2 separate regions of the Homo sapiens genome follow, and region 1 is linked to region 2. Evidence: read pairs that join two places in POLR2A ChIA-PET (ENCODE). Cell type or tissue: CD4-positive, alpha-beta T cell. All regions are shown on one strand. Links, peaks and the distances in the headings refer to the core of each region. The heading gives the core; the rest is flanking DNA.

Region 1 (10,333 bases), core at 1,836-6,835, 56 kb before region 2:
TGTGGGAGGAAGCTGTTGTCAGAAGCAAGCTGGGGGTAGTGATGGATAATGAAAACTGTGTAGAGGACACTGGTAGCGACTCACTGGTGAGAACCCTGAAGCGGCGTGCTGGGGGCCATCTCATGACTGCACACTGGGCCACTGCTCTGTTGTTGGATTTCTCACCAAGTTTTGAATTCAGCCCATTTCCAAGATGATTAAAGAGTGAAAGAGAAGGCCCTGCGTGGTGGCTCACACCTGTAATCCCAGCACTTTGGGAGGCCGAGGCGGGCAGATCACCTGAGGTCAGGAGTTCAAGACCAGCCTGACCAACATGGAGAAACCTCATCTCTACTAAAAATACAAATATTAGCCGGGCGTGATGGCACATGCCTGTAATCCCAGCTACTTGGGAGGCTGAGGCAAGAGAATCGATTGAACACGGAGGCGGAGGTTGTGGTGAGCCGAGATCGCGCCATTGCACTCCAGCCCAAGCAACAAGAGGGAAACTTCATCTCAGAAAAAAAAAAAAAGAGAGAGAGAAAAAAAAAGGTGTCTGTGGCCACACACATGAATATAAACAGTCTACGGATCAGAGAGGCATGCATGACTGTTCCTTTGCCACAAAAGTCTGCAACCTCCCAAGTTCCCAGGGACAGGCATGAGCTTGGGGCTTTGTTTCTCTGATGTGGTCATAGTTCTTTAGAACCAGTGCCTTGATGTAAAGTGCCATGTGTGAAGGACGTTTTCTTCAATTCCTCCTTTGTAAGGATTTTTAAAAGCATGAATGGATGTTACATTTGTCCAATACTTTTTTAAAGCATCTGCAAGGAAACTCTTGTACTCTTTCACCTTGTGATAGATTTATGTGACACATTAGATCATTAGCTTCCACATATTGAGCCCTCTGCATTTCTGGAGTAAACTCAATTGGGTCAAGGTGCTTTATTCCTTCAGTACTGTGCTAGGTTTGATTTGCTGTGATTTTCTTTAGGATTTTTTTTTTTTTTTTTGAGACAGTCTCACTCTGGAGTGCAGTGGTGCGAACCTCCACCTGCCAGGTTCAAACAATTCTCATGCCTCAGCCCCTGAGTACCTGGGATTACAGGCACCCACTACCACGCCTGGCTAATTTTTGTATTTTTAGTAGAGACGGGGATTCACCATGTTGGCCAGGCTGCTCTCGAACTCCTGGCCTCAAGTGATCCACCAGCCTTGGCCTCCCAAAGTGCTGGGATTATAGGAGTGAGCCACCGCATCCCACCTTTCTTTAGGATTTTTGCATGAAATGAATTTGACCTCTATTTTCCTTTTCTGTGCTGCCGTTGTCAGTTTTTGATATACTGACTTTGCAAATGATTTTGGAAGCACGTTACCTTCTCCCACGCCCTGTGACAGCTTATAGAGCGGGGAATGAGCTGCTCCTTGGAAGCTGGGAGAACGGCTCCAGTCTTGAGGTCTTCCACTGTGGGATTCTTGGCTTCCCACTCCCCAAGCTTCCTTCTCTTCTCTCTTCCTCAGTCCTCCCAGGTACAAATCTGTAAACCTCAGAGCTCCCAGGCTCATGCCCGAGAGCCATCTTTGATTCTTGGCTTCCAATGTTCAGCCACTAGGTCCCATGGGTCCTTACTTTATATGCCCTTCAGCTAACAAGCATGCCTATTTCCACACTGAACTGGGCATATCCACCTTGAGTGAATTCCAGGTGCTGCATTTGGAGGATGCTGAGCAACCACTTCATATCCAGAGATAGGTGACCAGGATAGCGATGACAGAATATGAAGTAATTAAGAAGTAGCGAGGTTTTTCTCCAAGAAGAGAAGACAGAGGAGAAGTAGTATCTGTCTTCAGATGTTTGACGAGCAGTGTCCTTTGAAAAAGGTGAAGACTTCTCAACTGGGTGTCATTCTCTGGAATGGAAAAGGGATGACAGAAGGAAAATTGTAAGAAAATAGACTCCAGCTCACTAGAAGGAAGATCTCAGAGAAATTCAGAGCAGGTCAACAGTGGAATGGGAGGCTTCGTGGTGGCTAGTTTCCCGTTGGGGAAGTATGCAGGGAAAATACATGTTATATATTATGGAAATGATAGCCGTGAGAAAGGAGACCAATATAGCTTATTTTTAAAGAGCCTGTAGTTCTCTAAATCATGGTGGCCATGTCTGACTGGTTGTGTAAACGCTGGTTGTTCTGAGAACATGATTTGAGTTTGAGTAGTTCAGTGACCTTGAATAAACAGGTCCCAAAGCTGGGCAGTTTGCTCAGAAACCCCACAGCCCTGCTTCACAGCCCGTTCTCCGCAGCAGAAGCACCTTGGCTGTGAGAAAACCATAGCCATTCATGGATACTGGGATCCTCGCCCACATCCTCTGCTGGGAGCATGGGCTTTTCTTGAGGTCTCTTGTTCTTGGCTCCTTCTGATACTTGGTAAAATAAACTAATTGAACACCATTTCAAAATTGCCTTCCTCCGTGAGTGTCCCAGATAAGATCTTGGGGCCAACCTATCTCACCTCCAGGTTGAGCTGGGAATTGATGTCCTCTTGTTCTTGGGGTTTTCACGTCAATGTTTCATAGGTCTTTGCACTGTGCATTCACTTCTGTACCATGTTGAGAGTTTCATTTTGAGAAAACGAAAAGCTCTGCGCTCTCCTTGGCCTGTTATTGTGCTTAAGAGAACACAGGGGGCTGTGATGTGATGTACGGGCTACAGGATGGGAATAGGAGATGTAATCTCTAGTCCTGGCCCCTAATTACTTCCTCATCTTGCTGAGTCTGTTTCCTCCTGGACCAACTGGACTCTATGATTCTGACCACCTGGGAGTTTTCAAAGCCTGCTCTCCAAGAGTTTTCTTGTGGGAGCTGCTCTGATGGGCTGAGCAGAGAGGGGACCTGCTCCTTCCCTCATGGTGCCACCTTATGACAGGACTCCCAGTGACTATGAGTCCCTCTTCAGACCTCAATGGCAGAAACCCACCCTCTAGCCCATGCTTCTGCTGGAAGGCTTCCTTTCAGGTCACTGGTGGCTCTGGAATGGCAAGTTCCAATAGTCTCTTCCCAACCTGCATCTTTTTTTTTTTTGAAGTCTCCATAAAGTCTGATGCCCGACAAATTTTTGTTTTATTTTTTATTTTTGAGAAAGGGTCTCACTCTGTCACCCAGACTGGAGTACAGTGGCACGATCACAGATCACTGTAGTGTCAACCTCCCCAGGCTCAGATGATCCTCCTGCCTCAGTCTCCTGAGTAGCTGGGACTACAGGTGTATGCCACCACGCCCAGCTAATTTTTTGTGTGTGTTTTTTGTAGAGACAGGGTCTCACTATGTTGCCCAGGCTGTTCTCAAACTCCTGGGCTCAAGTGATCTACCTGCTTCGGCCTCCAAGTACATGCGGGTTATTTTCACTTGATGCCCTATTTCAACTTGAGCAATATCCAGAGCCCAACTCTGCATCCACAAAGCAGGCTTCCTGTGCAGACTTCCCCATTTCTGTCTCTGCTGAAACCAGACTCCCAGCCTTGAAACCTTGGACTCATCTCCGAGTCCTCCCTCCATCTTCCTTGTTCCCCACTCCCCAGCCCGTTTTGATGGTGCTTCCTTTCTCCATGGCTCTTGTTTCTCTCACTTCCCCATTGTTCTCTCTCCTACCCAATTTGGCTTTATTTACCATATGCCTCTGGTGGGCCTTTTGGACCACAGGCTCTTCCTCTCTTCACCAGGAGATTCTTCTTATGAAAACTTCTATGTCACTGTGTTCAGATACTTTGATGGCACCCCACTGCTTAGGGAGAGTCCAGAGTCCTTAGTCTTCTGTTCAGGTTTCGAAGTTGAGTCCCACTCCTTTCTCCACGAATCATCACGCTCTCCTCCAGCCAGACTGCCTGACTCAGTTTTCCCAAGACCTAACGTGTGTTCTTGCCTCACTCATCCCCTTCCCAATGAGGGAAGCTTTCCAATCATTTTGTTCAGTGCTGACTCTCCAGTGCCTTGCAGGGGCCAGCACTTGTCATTCAATCAGTGCTTGCTGAATGAGTGATTGCCTGGTCGAGCAGCCAGCATGGAAGAGGCCCGGGCCTCAGCCTTGGATGACTGATGATCGGGCAGGCTGGGCTGCTCCCCATCTGAGACCTCTGTGGGGTTCGGTCATCCTCCCCTCAAGGACCCTCCAGACATATCACTGGTCTTCTGTGCACAACTGCAAGGGCTTCAGACACCAGTGGCTTTGTGATCCACTGTGGGACAAGGCAGGTGTCCTCCTCTGGGCTGCTTCAGACCCCTGAGCCTCTGGCAAACTCCAGATGCAAACTCCAGGTGCTGAGAACCCTCTGCTTGGGAATCTTTTTTTTTTTTTTTTTTTTGAGACGGAGTTTTGCTCCTGTTGCCCAGACTGGAGTGCAGTGGCACAATCTTAGTTCACTGCAACCTCCGCTTCCTGGGTTCAAGCAATTCTCTTGCCTCAGTCTCCTGAATAGCTGGAGTTACAGGTGCCCGCCACTACACCAGGCTAATTTTTGTACTTTTAGTAGACATAGGAGTTTCACCATGTTGGCCAGGCTGGTCTTGAACTCCTGACCTCAGGTGATCTACCCGCCTCGGCCTCCCGAAGTGCTGGGATTAAAGGCATGAGCCACCGCACCCGGCAGGGAATCTTCTTACCACCCTCCCATTTAGTCAGATTTAAGATGAGCAGTTAGCTAAGTCTGAGAGCAGGGGAAGCCCTGGGGAACCTTCCCCCAACAAGCCACTCCCAGTCTGGTGACAGCTTCTGCATAAGAGCCTGGGGAAGTGTCTGTTTGCAACACGGTGTTTACAAGGCAGAGGGGCTTCCTGTCCCGCCCGTGCCAGGCTGTGGGGCAATCAGGGCAATCAGGAGCTGTGTTTTCAGAGGGAGTAAGGCGAAGAAACTGTTGAGGGATTTCTGGAGATTCTTCGAACATCACCAGGGGGTGCCTGGCCTACTTGACCCTGGAGGACAAGGGAGATGTAAAATTCAGGTTTAAAAATTGGGAGCAAATTAAAGTATTACTAACTGATTAATTTGCATATGGTCCTTTGCACCTTGCAAAAATACAAAGCATTTTTCACAAAAGTAGCCCTCCCTCTGAGTCTAATGTGGAAATCTCTAGAACAAAAAACTTCCTTTTCTCACTCCCAAGCCGGGGGAGCTTGGGTCAGAGTAAGCAAGGACAAAGTTATTTCTTTTTCTTTTTTCTTTTTTTCTTTTTTTCTTTTTTTTTGCAGAGGAAAGAGCACTTTCTGGGGGAAGGGGAGAGCGGTGGAAATTACTCCCCAGGAGCGATAACTCCCCCATTCCAATTCAGAGCTCATGCATGATGGAGAGTGACACTCTCTCCGTGCATATCTGAGAAATGGGCTGAGGAGGCTGATACTGGACCCTCTGCCTCCTCCAAGGACTGTGGCAGCCCTAGGACACACACCTGCCAACCTGGAACCATTGCCATGGCTCTCACAGAAACACGAGCTTGTGTCCAGAGCCCTTGTTGTCTCTTGGGCCTCAGTAAAAGTATCTGGAAAGGTCTTGGAAGGTGGGTTGGGCTTTCTTGGCCCTGGGGACAGGAATATAGTCCACTTCCCCTCTTCAGTGGGTGGGTAACCCAAGAGTGGGTGATCAAAAGATGGGGCTCACTCTTACCACCTGACTTCTGAAGACCTGAGGTTGTTTTTAGTGGTGAATCCATCCTCTGAACCCATTTGATGCCAAATGTGAGCTGGCCAGTGGTAGGGCCAAGGTGCAAAGGCTCCTGTGAGTTCAACACATTAGCCTGTGGGTCACGGTGCTATGATAGCTGTTGGTGTGAGGGGATTTGCTTTACTGTGCAAAACAAGAGAAAAATAAGGGTGTGGCCCTTTAAAGAACTTGCTAATAAAAACCTCCCACTTGAGAGAGGCAGAGCTTGGCCTAAAGGGTGGGGTTGAGGAGGGAGATGATGGGTGGAGTTGAACAAGGACTAGCCTTATGTAAGCATCAAGAAAACACATTTCTGAACTAGTGAGGCTAAGTAGCTCAGGTCCAAGGCATGTGAGACATTTGGGAGTTGGTTCAGAAGGCTGTTCTAGAGGGTACTTGAGTTGCCTAGCAGATAGATGGTGGGGACTTGTGGAAGTTGATGGAAGCAAGCCCTCAATGCTGGACCATGTAATGGGTGCAATGAATAAAGAAGGAGGCGTCCAACTTCCCATTCCCTCATTCTCCCAACTGTGGTCCAAGGCACTGTGCTATTACAGTCCAGCACTCTCCTCTGAGATAGATGTAGCTGGTCAAGAATGCTCCTTCTTGGACCATGGCTCAACTCTGCCAGGTTCCCATCAAGGCTCCTGTCCAGGGGCTGTTGAAGGGATTGGGTTGCAGCCATGGTAATCATATGATAACGGCCACAGTTGCAACTTGGGTCCAGAGCTCAGTGGCCTCAGAGGGTCCCATCTCCCCTCCTCCCCCTACCTTTCCTGCATTTTCAAAGCTGCAGGCTTACTTCTCGTTGGCTGTGTTACTCCGAAGATCTGCTCAGTAGATGGAGGTGAAAATGTTATTTTTCACTAAAATATCTGACCTTGTTTAAGGAGAAAAAATTTTGTAATAATGCCCATAATTTATTCTCATGGTACTTTATTGACCAGTAAGAGATTACCCCTAATTCATTTATAAAAATATTACTCTCTCGACTTAAGTCGCTTCAATACTAACTGGCCAGCCCAGTTTGCTCCAATGAGTGTCTGGCCTTTAAATAGCTCAATCCCTGCTGCTCTCCCTAGAGTAGGACACACAGAGGTGGGGACTCCATGTAGAAAACCTGTGCTCCAGAAGTCATGTCTGTAGGATGACTTCACCTTTTATGAGGTGTCTCTATCAAGGAAATTTTGGGTATACCGTGTGGTCTTTAAGTCAGACCATAAACCATATTCTACAAATTCAGGGGAAATCCACCAGCTGTAACTAAATGGCATAGTAACAGAAAAACAAAAACATCATTTCTCTTATTAGGTAACTCAGCATTCACTGAAATATTAGTTGGTCTACTGGTTTCTCTGTTGGATTGGAGAGACCCAAAATAATAGTGGCTTAAACAAGATAGAGGTTTATTTCTGTCTCAGGTAGCAAGCTGGGCATAAGTGATCCAGACTTCACATGACAGCTTTATAGGTTGGGAACCAAGGTTCCTTTTGTGTCATTGCTCTGCCTTCTTCAACATGTAGCTCTCATCTCATGGTCCATAATGGCTGCTCTAGCAATTGCCATCGCATCTGCATTCCAGCTAGCAAGAAGGGGAAAGGGGGAAGGGAAGTGCATGCCTCTTCCTTCTAAAAGCATGACTTGGAAATTGCACTTATCAATGTCTATTCATATTCCAGTAGCCAGAATGTAGTCATATGGTCATACTTAGTTACAAGAGTCTGGGAAACGTGATCTAAAATTCCTAAAAGTTATATCCCCATAGAAGGAAGGAGAATAGATATGGAAGAACAATTTTGAGTCTCATCCACATTTGAACTTTGTGAATCTTCACTGTTACATAGATGTTCTTTATCCCTTCTGTTGTGGAGTAAGCTTGCCTCCTAAGCCCTGCTGAAAACTATTAATAAAAAACAGCATGCTACACCAAAAGGTCAAACTAACCCAAATGTCCATTAATGGATAAATGGATAAACAAAATGTGTATATACATTCAATTGAATATTATTGATCCTTAAAAAGGAATGAGGTTCAAACACATGCTACGATATGCATGAACCTTGAAGACATTATGCTAAGTGAAGTAAGCCAGACACAAAAGGATAAATACTGTGTGATTCCACCCAAATGAGGTAGCTAGAGTAAACTCATAGAAACAGAAAGTAGATTAGAGGTTACCAGAGGCTGGGGGGAGAAGTGGCGGGGAGTTAGTGTTTATTGGGTATGGAGTTTCAGTTTAGGAAGACGAAAAAGTTCTGTGAATGGATGGTGGGGATGGTTGCACAACATTGTGAATGTACTTAATGTCACTGAACTGTATACTTAGAACTGTACGCACAAAACTGTACACACACAACCTACAGAATGGGAGAAAATATTTGCAGACTATGCATCTGTCAAAGGTCTAATATCCAGAGTCTATAAGGAACTTAAACAAATCAACAAGCCAAAACCAAATAACCCCATTTAAAAACAGGCAAAGGACATGAACAGACACTTCTCAAAAGAAGACGTACAAATGGTCAACACACATATCAAAGATAATGCTCATTATCACTGATTATGAGGGAAATGCAAATCAAAACCTTAACAAGATACCATCTCGCACCAGTCAGAATGGCCACTATTGAAAAGCCAAAAAACAACAGATGCTGGCGAGGCTGTGGAGAGAAGGGAACACTTACACATTGTTGGTGGGAGCGTAAATTAGTTCAACCACTATAGAAAGCAGTTTGGAGATTTCTCAAAGAACTTAAAACAGAGCCACCATTTGACCCAGTGATCTCATTACTGGGTATATTCCCAAAGGAAAATAGCTCATTATACCAACAAGACACATGTACTCACATGTGTTCATCACCCCACTATTCACAATAGCAAAGACATGGAATCAACCTAGGTGCCCATTGATGGTAGATTGGATAAAGAAAATGTTCTACATATAAACCATGAAATACTATGCAGCCGTAAAAAAGAATGAAGTCATGTCCTTTGCAGCAACATGGATGGAGCTGGAGGCCATAATCCTAAGCAAATTAATGTAGGAATGGAAAACCAAATACCATATGTTCTCTCTTACAAGTAGGAGCTAAACACTGAGCACAAGTAGACATAAACATGGGAGCAATAGACATTGTGGACTCTCAGTGGGGAGAGAGGGAAGGGTGAGGATTGAAAAACCTCCTATTGAGTACTGTGCTCACTACCTGGATGCAATATACCCATATAACAAACCTGCACCTGTATCTAACATAAAAGTTGGAATTAAAAAAATACTTACAATCGTAAATTTTATATTGCATATATTTTACCACAATCATGCTATAAAGGACCAAAGGCAGGGTTCTCTGGCATTTTAGGAGCAATGTCCCTACAGATGAAGCTACTCAACACCCTTTGGGTGAGGTTATGAAGCCAGTAATGAATCCATCTATCTGTGTTATCATTCGTATTTTTTACATCATCATGAAACTATATAGCAAGACTTGCTCAAATTCAGATATGCTGCTATTGTGGCTGTTCTTCTATTACCTCTTTAGTCAGTGAATCCATTGATCCCTATTGGCTGCTGGTGGTTCCTGGATCTTTCCCTTAGCATTCACAAACTGTCTTTTAATAATGTATAGAGAATGTTGCCAGGGGACTGGTGGACTCAGACATGTACTTTAAAAAATTCCACTTAAAAAAATTGTTTTTAAATTTTTATTTTCATAGATTTTTGGGGAACAGGTAGTATTTGGTTACGTGAGTAAGTTCTTTAGAGGTGACTTGTGAGATTTTGGTGCAGTGTACGTTGTACCTAATGTGTAGCCTTTTATCCCTCACCCACTTCCCACCTTTCCCCTGCTAAGTCCCCAAAATCCATTGTATCATTCTTATGCCTTTGCATCCGTATAGCTTAGCTCCCACTTATGAGTCAGAACATATGATGTTCGGTTTTCCATTCCTGAGTTACTTCACTTAGAATAATAGTGTCCAATCCTATTCAGGTTGCTGCAAATGCCATTACAGAATTCTCCCTTTCTTTTTCTGTTCCTCACGATGACGACAACATTTTCTAATCTGTCTCTGTCTTTCTCTGTCTCTGTCTCTTATACATCTTTCATTTTCTCTGATTCTTCAAAGATAATCGGTAGCAGCTCCCTTTCACAACCTCAAGTTTCTTTATGACTCTGAGATGCCTTTATTCTCTTCTGCAATCCTAAACTCATTTTCAGCAGCAAGCCTCCCTATTTGGCATCAGATGTTTCAATATCGGACCCTTTCCCCGCAATCTACCTTTCACCCTGTGGCTGGTACAACCTTCCAAATCCAAAAGCTGATGTGTCATTCACCAGCTCGAAATTTAGCAGTGGCTCCACATGGCGCTTGAGTAAACCCTTAAGCACTTAGCTTGGCAGATAAGGCTGTTCACAGTCTACCATGCCAGCCCATGCAGCATCATCTCCCAGCGTGCCCCATGTCATGCCTACCCTTCAGTAGGGCTGAACTGCCAGCATTTCCCTAAAGGAACCATGCTGTCTCCCGCCTCTTGCCTCAGTTTATTTTCCTACCATGAGATTCATGCCTGAATCTCACCCAGGGCAGCTCCTCCTTCCTGAAATGTTATCTCGGGAGTCACCTTTTTGGAGAAGCTTTGCTAATAGACATTCTCCCTCCTCCAAGTT
Region 2 (10,333 bases), core at 2,624-7,623:
GACCCGGGACTCAGTTTTCATGTGTGGGGTCTGAAAAGTAAGAATTCTTCAGAAATTGCAGGTGCTGTCATAGACATGCAAATCAGGTCTAAGGAAGCTACAGTAGTGCAGGAGAAAACTTAGCAAGTGTGATTTACTGAGAAGCGGCTCAGCGAATCAGTACTCAAAGGAATAAATTCGCAAAAGCATCTCAATAGATGCCTCTAAAATATTTCATAAAATTCATCATCATTCCTGATATTCAAAACCCCTCAATATATGGAAACGATTACTCTAGAAGTGCTTTTAATATGGCAACAGCCCAAGGTAAAATACTAGAGGCATGTTCTTTAGAGCCAATAATCTTCCTCTTTTGGCTTATAGGTATTTGCCTATGCAAAAAGACAAAAATAAAGAATACTTTCTCTTCTGAAGAAGAGAAATTTTAATTAGTTGGAGCTCAAACAATTGGTTTTCTGTCGAGACTGAGAGAATCCCCTGAACAAAGAATTGTCAGAACTAGAAAACAGGTAGCTAAGAGCTTTTTTTATAAACCAGCATTAACCAGTGAGAAAACATAATTTTAAAAAATTTACAATAGCAATTAAAAATAAAAAATAAAAGAAATTTTAATAACCTATATAGAGAAAACAAACTTTGCTGAAGAATGAATAATTGAAGAATCGTATTGCTGGGTTGAATCAATATTGTAACGAGACCAGGTGTTAGGAAAGTAAACGTAACCACAATCAAAATACCAAGATATTTTTAAAATTTATAAAATATATGTAAACTAAAAAACATAATATATAAATATTTTACAAATAAATAAATTTATATATAAAGAAAATAAAAAAATCTATTTGAAAGATTTATTTATGCACTTAGTATATATTCATTCATGTATTTTTAAAGGAGAGTAAGAAGGAAATATTTCCATTTTTTGAAGGTACTATAGGGCTATAGTTATTAAAATAGTACACTATGGGTATAAGAATAGATAGATAATGGAAGAAGATGTAATATCTAGAAATATATTAAATATACAAAATTATATTATATGACAAAGTGGCATCCTCAAATTACTGATGAAAAAATCAGTCATTTCATAGATGATATCAGGATAATTGGTAGACCATAAAAAATATTGAGTTAGAAGACTATCTAAAAAGGCCAGGTGTGGTGGCTCATGCCTGTAATCCCAGCACTTTGGGACGCCAAGGCGGGCAGATCACCTGAGGTCAGGAGTTCGAGACCAGCCTGACCAATATGGTGAAACCCCATCTCTACTAAAAATAGAAAATTAGCTGAGTGTGGTGGCATGAGCCTGTAATCCCAGCTACTCAGGAGGCTGAGGCAGGAGAATCACTTGAACCCAGGAGGTGGAGGTTCAAGTGCCTCCGAGATCACACCATTGCACTCCAGCCTGGGCAACAAGAGCGAAACTCTGTCTCAAAAAAAAAAAAAAATTCTATCTAAAAAATAAAATTAAGAGTTCTAATGCAAACATAAAAATAACTTTTAGATACATTAAAGGTTTAGGTGTAGAAGACAAGACCACAAAAACTACAGAAGAAAAATAGGTTGTATTAGCCTGGAGTGGAGAAGAGCTGCCAAACATATTCCCCAGGGCAAAAATTATAAAGGAAAAGACTAACAGATATGAAAGCATAAAATTTAAAGCTTTTCATATGGCAAGCCCACTTTGAGTGAAAGGTAAATGACAAACTGAGAAAAATATTTGCAATAAAAATTAATATATCAGGCCAAGTGCTGTGGCTCAGACCTGTAATCCCAGCATTTTGGGAGGCCGAGGTGGGCAGATCATGAGGTCTGGAGATCGAGACCATCCTGGCCAACATGGTGAAACCCGTCTCTACTAAAAATACAAAAATTATTTGGGCGTGGTGGCATACACCTGTAGTCCCAGCTACTCGGGAGGCTGAGGCAGAGAATCGCTTGAACCTGGGAGGCAGAGGTTGCAGTGAGTCAAGATCGTGCCATTGCACTCCAGCCTGCAGACAAAGCGAGACTCCATCTAAAAAAAAAAAAAAAAAAAAAAAAAATTAATATATCAAACCCATGAAGAGGTTTTTTTTTTAGTCCATTAAGAAATAGGCAAATACACTTATGGAAATATGAATAAATATGATTCAAGTACATCAAAAAGAACCCCCCAAAATATTCACCCTCACTACTCATAAAGAAAATGCAAAACTAAAGAGCAAGACTCTTCTTCCCCCCCTATCAAATTGGCAAAAATTAAAAAGAAAGAACAAAAATGCCAGCGCTGGTGAGGAATGGGGGGCTGTGTTTGCTAAAGCATCAGAAAGCATACCCTTTCACCCAGCAATTCCATTCCTCAATTTTATCCTGATGAATCCCTATGGATGTACAAAGATGTAGCTACAAAACAAAGACGTTCATCAACGCATCCTTGCTAATAATCAACCAATGCCAAAAAACCTAAATATTGAACATGGTTGAGTATACTGCGGCAAAGTCATTTGGTGGAATGATATTCAATTATTAAAAATGATATTGTAGAAATAGTTACTGAGCTCAAAAGATGTTGAATAACTAGTTGAGCGAAAAAGCAGTCCCCCCAATACTAAGTATGTTATAATCCCATTTTTGTTTTCTCTCTTTCTAATGTATACATGCACCAGGTCCTGTTTAGTACTGGCAGCGTTTAATTCTCACCTTACACATTAAACACACACAGAACAGAAGTACCAAATCTTATTCCCCAACAACTTATGGACCCTAGAAAGCTCAAGACTGGCTTGTAAATTTCTTTGGAAGTGTTCATAACTTTCCTACCCAACCAGTTACCTGATCTGTCTGCGCCCCACCCAGTCAGCTGACCTGTCTGTGCCTCGCCCAATCAGCTGATCTACCTGCCCCCCCATCAGTCAGCTGTCTGTCATTACAAAGAGCAGAGCAAGTACAGCTAGGGATGGCCAACCCCCAAGTCTACCTATAACAAGGTCCTCACCTCATGGTAGAGACTTGGGTGGAGATTTAGGACATCAGGAAGACCCTTAGGAGGCGCTGGACTCTGAAAGGTAAAAGCTGGGTTTGCCAACCCAGCTTCCCAAGGAAAGGAACAAACCAGTTAAAGGAACAAACCCTAAAGGAACACGCCAGTTTAAGGTCAAACTCCTTCATTCCCTCCCACACTCCCTCCCACTGTCCCCCAAAACAAACAGATCAGAATGCCTTCTGAGCTTCTGGTTGGTGACTGAAGTTCCTTTGCTAGGAGGCAATGCCTTTCTTCCTTTCGAGTACGCTCAGAGAAAGAATTTAAAATGCAAATGTCTTGGCAGGGCGTTGGGTTTCCACCAAAGACCGAAATGATTCTTTTTTATTTTGAAAAGGATAAGAGAGTTGTGGGGTTGGGGGAGGGGATTACCTGTGGGGAGACCACTTCCCAGTTTCAAGTAGAACCGGCTGTCCCTCCTCAGCTCAATGCACGCTATGCCTTGAGATATTTTTGCAGGCGGCTGGGTAGAAACTCCGTTCTGGGCAGCACAGAAAGCAGATGTGCCACGGAGGTGCTGGCGGTGGTGAGGCCCTGGCCCTGGAATGATAACATGTGAAGCCTGCAGCACAAGGGCCAGGCAGGGCAGCAGCTGGAGCCGGAAGTAGAATGAGGGTCCTTTGGCCTCAGAGCAGGGGGGACTCTTGGAACCATCACTCACTGCTGATGGCCTTTTCCTCCACATCCTTCCCGGGACCATGTGAAGCTTCAGATATCCTGGTGACCAAGGAGAAGTCAGATGCCCCAAGAGGGCAGCTCAAGCCAAGTACCCATGGCAGGAACCTCTCCTCTTCCAGGGAAAGCAGAACCAAAATAGGAAACCATCAACTCTCCCTCGTTTCGGGGAATCATTTTCAAACAGTTCCAAAACCTCACACATACGTAAATATACAGTGAGCCTGTGCCCGCTCATTAATGAGGAAACCAGCACGATGATAGAGCTGGCTTAAAGGAGGATCCAAGAAACTGAGATGAGCTCCTCATGGAAGCTAGAGTAAGACTCAAAGTTAGATACCAAATAGTTAACATCACAGAGGGGAATAAAACCATAACCTTTGAGGTTATCTTTTCTATTGAACAAAAATCTCTTGCAACTTATCTCACATCCACCAGTTAACCTTCAATTTTAAAGAACCTAAGCCCTAATTAATGACAGATAGTTAAACAAAATTACCTTCTACATGACCCTTAAATGAGCTTGTTGAAAAATACTTTCGCACGATTTTTTTTTTTTTAAGATGGAATCTCGCTCTGTCACCCAGGCTGGAATGCAGTGGCACGACCTCGGCTCACTGCAACCTCTGCCTCCTGGGTTCAAGCGATTCTTCTGCCTCAGCTTCCCGAGTAGCTGGGACTACAGGCGTGCACCACCATGCCTGGCTAATTTTTGTATTTTTAGTAGAGACGGGGTTTCACCATATTGGCCAGGCTGGTCTCGAACTCCTAACCTTGTGAGCCGCCCACCTCGGCCTCCCAAAGTGCTGGGATTACAAGCATGAGCCACCGCGCCCAGCCTTTCCTATGATTTTCAACAGGCCTGCTGCCCAATTCCTGAGTCCCTCCCACCCCCAGTTAAGTGGAGAAAGAGCTAGGATGGAGGCCAGGGAACTTGAATGCTTGAAGGAGAGGCTGAATAACTTAGTGGCTTCTAGTCCTTGGGACCAGACCATTGTACTTGCAAATACTGGGTCTGCTACTTACTAACTGTGGGCCTTCAGCAAGACGTTTAGCTTGTGAGCTTCCGTTTCCTCATCTGTAAAATGGGTGTATAGCAATGCCTCCCTGTCAATGCAGTTAGTGAGGATTAATGTTGGCCTAATTGATTTCACAGTGCTGGGGGCAGTAAGGGTTGCAGTGGTGTTAGCTTAGAAGGTAGGTCCTGGTAAAGTCACAGGGAGAAATGAGAAGGGACGTGGGGAGGTGGGCCCTCCCCCCGTGAAGTCTTAGGGACCCAGTTGCCATGGAAATGAATGAAACAGTTTATCCTGCTTTGATGTGGCTGGGTGGCAGAGGAAGTGGGCCTGTTATCAAGGCTGGGGGCCTCCCCCTGCTTCCTGACTCCACCCCCGTATGATCGCCCAGTGCCTCAATTCTGGAGGTAGCAGGAAACCTCACGTCAGTGCCACTGGGTCCTGCCCACCACAGCCCTCTTGGGCTCAGCCCACATGTTTATTGAATATTTACTCTATGCCTGCATAGCTGTGCCGACCACAATACTTTCCTGCAAAGAATTTACCTGTAAACCTGGGGGATGACATGGGGCATCTTACATGCAAACCGCTCTGCAATTTTCAAAGCACACAGACCTCAAGGATTGCACCTTGCCTGTAGGGGAAGAAGGAAAAGTCATATTCTTCTCATTATAAAATGGGAAATGATTTTGAGAAGACCAAGTTCAGTATTTCTTGTTTAAGCTACAAAGTGAAGTATGAAAGAGGGAACACGAACCCTTGTATGACAGAGACCTACACTTCGTCACTTATTAGTTAATGACCTTGGACAAGTTCCTTAGACTCTCTGAGCCTCCTGGTCAAAAGCAGGATTATAATTATCGTTGATGATGATGACGAGGAGGACAGCAATGATGCCAGGGTTGCTTATGGCATATGAAGCACCGTCATAGGTTGGTCCCATCTAACCCTCAGAACACCTCCCTGGGTAGTTACTATTATTCCCATTTTTCAGATGCTGAAACTGAAGGCTCGACATTTATGTAACTTGCCCCAGGTCACATAGCTGACAAGAGCTCTACCACTTGAACCCATATCTCTTTGATACCAAAAGTCATATCCCATCCTTTTCACATTTGCATAAAGCTGTGTTTCTACCAAGAGGCACTGACAGATGGCTGCATGACCCTGGGTTGCCCAGGCTGTCTTTTTATAAACGCTCTCCCCCTTGGGGAATTTCTCCTGCCCCTTTCCCTTTGGGTTGCTTAATATGGCTTCATACCCTTTGACTTCCTATCAAATGGGGAACAAACCTGGGTTAGGTCAGTTTTGCTTATCAGCGGGTGGCAGGTGAATTCAGAATGTTCTTCAGTGGTGTTACATTTCTCTGGGGACATTACTGATCACAGACATTTGGATTTTATACTTTTTGTCTCTGGTTATGGAATGAAAGGTTAGACCTCTTGAAGGATGTCAAACATCATTGACTAGTAGGTGGGGGAGGTTTAGGGAAAAGAGTAGAGGCAGGTGTTCCAGAAACCACACGGTGTGATCAGTTAGGACTGAGCTGGCTGCCTATAGCAGAAAGCCCCAAACAACTATGCCTTAAACTCTCAGGGGCTATTTTTCTTTTACACACAGACACACAGACACACACACCACACACACACACATACACACACACAATCTGTATGAAGGCAGGCCAGCATTGGCATGGTGGCCCCATGAACATCCTGGACCAGCCTTCCCTCATCTTTCCACTCCACCATCCTTGGCAAAAGTCACCATCTTCAAGGTTGCTTCTTGGTCTAGGATGGCTGCTGGAGTGCTGGCCATCATGTCCACATTCCAGTTAACAGAAAGAAGGAGGTGAGGGGGGTTGCACCTAACACATTCTGCAAGGGAGGTTGAGAAATTGACTCATCAACTGGGTACAATGCCCAGTGTCCCACTCATAAAAAAACGAGGAATGGATATTGAGTAGATGCCTAGAAGTCTCTGCCACATATGACTTACTTGTAAGAGTAGCCCATAAGGCCTGGATTGGTCCTGTTAGGGTGACTCTCACCAGGGTGGTGAAAGGGTGTTATGAAAGGTCTCATCTCAGTTCGCCCCCACAAGCCCGGTGGCTCTGCAAAGCTGGAGACCTCATCCCACAGGCGTTTCCGTGGGGTCACTGCACCTGTTCAGAGCAGCATATGTCTTGTGGTGGCACTGGCCTTTCATTCCAAGAACTCACATCTCCTCTGCCTGCATGAAGGCCTGCCCAGTGGGTTCCTTCCCCCCAGTATTTTCCTCTTGGCTTTCTAGCCACATTCCTTCTCACCTTCCCCCTCTCTGCTCCTGGACTCCCGGTGGCCAGAGATTCCGAGCCTCCCTTGTTATGTCTTCTCCTTTGTTTATTCACCTGAAATCCGTGCTTCACCTTCCTGCCCAGGCCCTGCTGAGGCCCACAGCCATGAGTCCCCAATTCCTCCAGCCTCTCTGGAGTCCAGGACCCTGGGGATGGGGAGCAGGAAGGCGCTATACATGGGACCCCCAGTGAGGAGGGAAGTGTAAGAGAAACCCTGCTGTGGGGAGTGGTGTGCCTGGTGTTTGCTTCAGGGTATGAGGTAGGTCAAACTGTCCACCATGAGTTGATATTAATCATAGTTGCTGGAGAACCAAACCTGATCTAGTCTCATTTGGAGATTGCAATGCCGTTGGGGCCGGGCTCTGCTTCCACCCTGTTGATTCCGTGGAATCTTGGTGTTCCCCTTGTAGGAGGAAACTGAGTCAGATGTGGTTGCTCCCTGCCTCCCCCAGGCTCAAGTACCCACATCACCCTCAGCATGGACCTGTCTATCCGTGTGTCATTAATACCAGTGCTTGCTTGATGGCAGATGTAGTGATTTTCCTGTGTCCTGGATCTTCACAGTCTGCTGTTCTGTGCAGGATCCCCATCTATTTGCAACTTTGAAAAAGAGTGGAAGCTTTGATGGGTGAACAAGGCTTAATGGCGAAGGGCCTTGGACACCTGGGCCAGGAGTTTGAACTTCACTATGAGTGTGTTCTGCCCACTCACCCCGTTCTTCGCCTGTATGGGGTGACTTCTCTCAATTTCTTACTTGCTAGAGCCTGACGTAGGAACAACCCAGGCAAGATTTTTGTTTAGCCCTTGCACCAATCTTGATCTAAGAAGCTAAACTCAGAAAGTTGTTTCCATCTGCTAAGGTGACCAAGAAAGGGTGTGATCTAAGATCAAAGGGAGAGAGGTGTCTGTGGATCTGAGGCTCCCCAGTGCAGCCTCCCTGTTTGGGGAGTGGAGGGTGGAGTTAAGGGTGGTCTCGAAACTGACATTGCACACCCCACTTAGCATTCATGGCCTCCCTGGCATCACCAGGTAACATTGTGAAAACCAAGCCCATGGAGGGTGCTGGGAGATATTTCCAACCTCACAGCACATACCAGCAAATGGGGACTCGGCAGTACAATCTCTAAGCCAGGCTCAAAGGAGTCAGTCTGTACAAAAGCTTATATTATCAAAGCCTCCTCCACATTGCACAGTCTTTTCTAATGTGTTCCCAGCTCAGGCCCCAGCCCACCAGTTAATTACCCCAAAACCCCACACCCCATGCTAAGCAGGGAGGTCCATTACCAAGAGAGGCCAAGGAAGGGGGTTGATGGTGTTTTGGGGGTGAGGGCGGGAGTTTATCTGATGATCATAGGTTCTGCTTGGGAACTGTTGGTACCTTGGGTATTCAGCACCAGCCAAACAACTCTGAAAATCACTCTCTCTGGGTCAGAGTGTGCCAAGAGGCACAGGTATCCTCCTAAATATCCCCCATTAAAGCAACGGGACACATAGAGCAACAGTCGCGTGGAGTCCACGTAGCTCATACGAAGCAGCTTCTGATTCTAACTGTAGCACAATCCTAAAATGAGACTAAGGCACACGAATATAGATGTTAGAGACTGCTCCTCATCCTAGAGACAAGAGGAGACGAAGGAGCTTCAAGGAGAAGGTTGTCAACAGTACCAAGCACTCCAAAACAAAAGTTCAAGCAGCGTGAGGATGAGGTTGGGCCGTTGGGTATGGGGACGGGGAAAATGTTGCCAAGCTTCAGGAGAGCAGGGTCAGGAGGGCAGAGGGGTTGGAAGCCAATGGCTGGGCGTGTTGGAAGAAAGCTGATGTGGAGGGAGAGCGACGTCAGAGTCTACTGCTTCCTGGAGTATGACCGCCTGGATGTCCTTGGTCAACAGAGGCAGAAGTGGCGGTGAAGAAATGGGGTCAGCGGGGTGTGGGTTAATGTTAAAAGCATTAAACAGTAAAAGAAAAGAGAAATAAGGTCAAGAGAAGATTTTGCGTATCTATGTGTTTTATGGTCAGGGAGATGGGGAATATCTGTTTGTCTCCGCTATGGTAGCTATGGTATTATGTAGAGGTGGTTGGAGAGCGGGTGAGGATCTCTTCTCTGTAATGCACGTGAGTGGCCACCAGATGGTGTCCCAAGTCCTGATGTAATAGCCACTGTGTCAAGGACTTATCTGGCAAAATGGACCAAACGTTAACTTCTAAATATGCGATGATTACATAAAGTAAACATCACGCAAAAGGCCAAAAATCAAAGCAATTAGGTCCCAAGTTAGAAGAGCATTATGTGGTAATTTTCTGCCTTTTACTAAAGGAACCTCACAGCCTTTCTATTTATAGCTGTCTTTAAACCCCAACCCCCGCCCTACCCCGCCCCCGAGACTTGCACTTCTGAGGGGACGTCCTGCAGGTTCCCAGCTCAGTCCCAGTTCAGAGTGGCCCTGCTCTCGATGGGGACTGCCCTGGGCCTATTTCCAAGCTATGACAAGAAGGCGACCCACCCCGCTGGGTCCCCAGCCCCTGCTCTGTGAGGGAGTGAACTCCCGCTTTCTGTTTCATCTCCTTGTCATGGTGGAAACAGAACTGAATGCACACTGTAAAGCGACTACTGTGCACAACAGAGTCAAGCTGCAGAAACAAAAGGAAAACCTTTGGTGTGTTTCTTCTCAGCATTTGGAAGTCAGAGGAGACAGAGAGGGGGAAGGGCCAGGGAGAAAGGGGATGCGGGCTGGGAGAGGAGCCTGGGATGCAGATGCCTCAGAGCACGGAGGACGCCAGGCCAGACCACAGTCCTTCCCGATCCCCGGACTCCAGGCAGAGACGGGGAGGTGCAGGTGGGGAAACTCGAAACCCACTGCCTGGCTGGAGCTAAGGCAAAGTGGATGGGCTGAGAGGTGCCTGGCATAGCGGGAAGGCACCCCGGACCGGGAGAGGGGGCAGCGGCAGGGACCGAGGAGTAGCCCTGCGGCACAAGACGGGGCAGCCTCCTGGGCCCAGGTTCTGCCTCCTGCGATGCTCCGCCTCCCAGTCTCTGAAGAGAGAAACTTTAAGTTGGTCAAGCCATGGTGGGGCCTGGGAATCATAGACTGTTAAAGGCCTCAGAGGCCACGGATCTAATCTGGCCCTTCCCAGGAGAAACTGAGGCCCAGGGCTAAAGTGACCTGGCCAAGGCCACGCAGAAGAGCTGGAATAGAACTCAGGCTTCCGACACGGGCTCTCACCCTGGATCTCTTTCTCTCCAGCTAGGCTGCCTCCAAGCCTGGAGCCGGGACCTGAGCCACAAGGGGA

Evidence for each region. Peaks named below come from ENCODE experiments on the same cell type or tissue, not always from the same donor. Only the 100,000 strongest peaks of a DNase experiment are listed, where the experiment ranks them.
Region 1: POLR2A ChIA-PET joins it to region 2 with 29 read pairs; 11 of 35 experiments call an interaction of 5 or more read pairs at or near these places.

The regions. Positions count from the first base shown.
Region 1 is chr17:8,948,940-8,959,272 of GRCh38, reverse strand. The region is part of intron 1 of PIK3R5 (phosphoinositide-3-kinase regulatory subunit 5); the gene reads left to right. Among named protein-coding and RNA genes, the nearest start is that of PIK3R5, 12 kb to the left of the region's middle. RefSeq lists enhancers at 3,590-4,089, 4,090-4,591. In CD4-positive, alpha-beta T cell, for the core only: no CTCF peak of the experiment used is centred there; DNase peaks (open chromatin) are centred at 3,492, 3,842, 4,732 and 5,922; H3K4me3 peaks cover 2,031 bases; H3K27ac peaks cover 4,151 bases.
Region 2 is chr17:8,893,962-8,904,294 of GRCh38, reverse strand. The region is part of intron 5 of PIK3R5 (phosphoinositide-3-kinase regulatory subunit 5); the gene reads left to right. LOC124903920 (a long non-coding RNA gene) reads right to left here and starts at 7,109. Exons shown (of 3, transcript XR_007065611.1): 1 at 7,019-7,109; 2 at 6,709-6,874; 3 at 5,281-5,347. It overlaps LOC124903921 (a long non-coding RNA gene), which reads right to left and starts at 3,498. Exons shown (of 3, transcript XR_007065612.1): 1 at 3,395-3,498; 2 at 2,978-3,072; 3 at 1,979-2,017. RefSeq lists enhancers at 3,505-3,624, 9,155-9,354, 9,365-9,434. In CD4-positive, alpha-beta T cell, for the core only: no CTCF peak of the experiment used is centred there; DNase peaks (open chromatin) are centred at 2,874, 3,564 and 5,064; H3K4me3 peaks cover 905 bases; H3K27ac peaks cover 2,935 bases.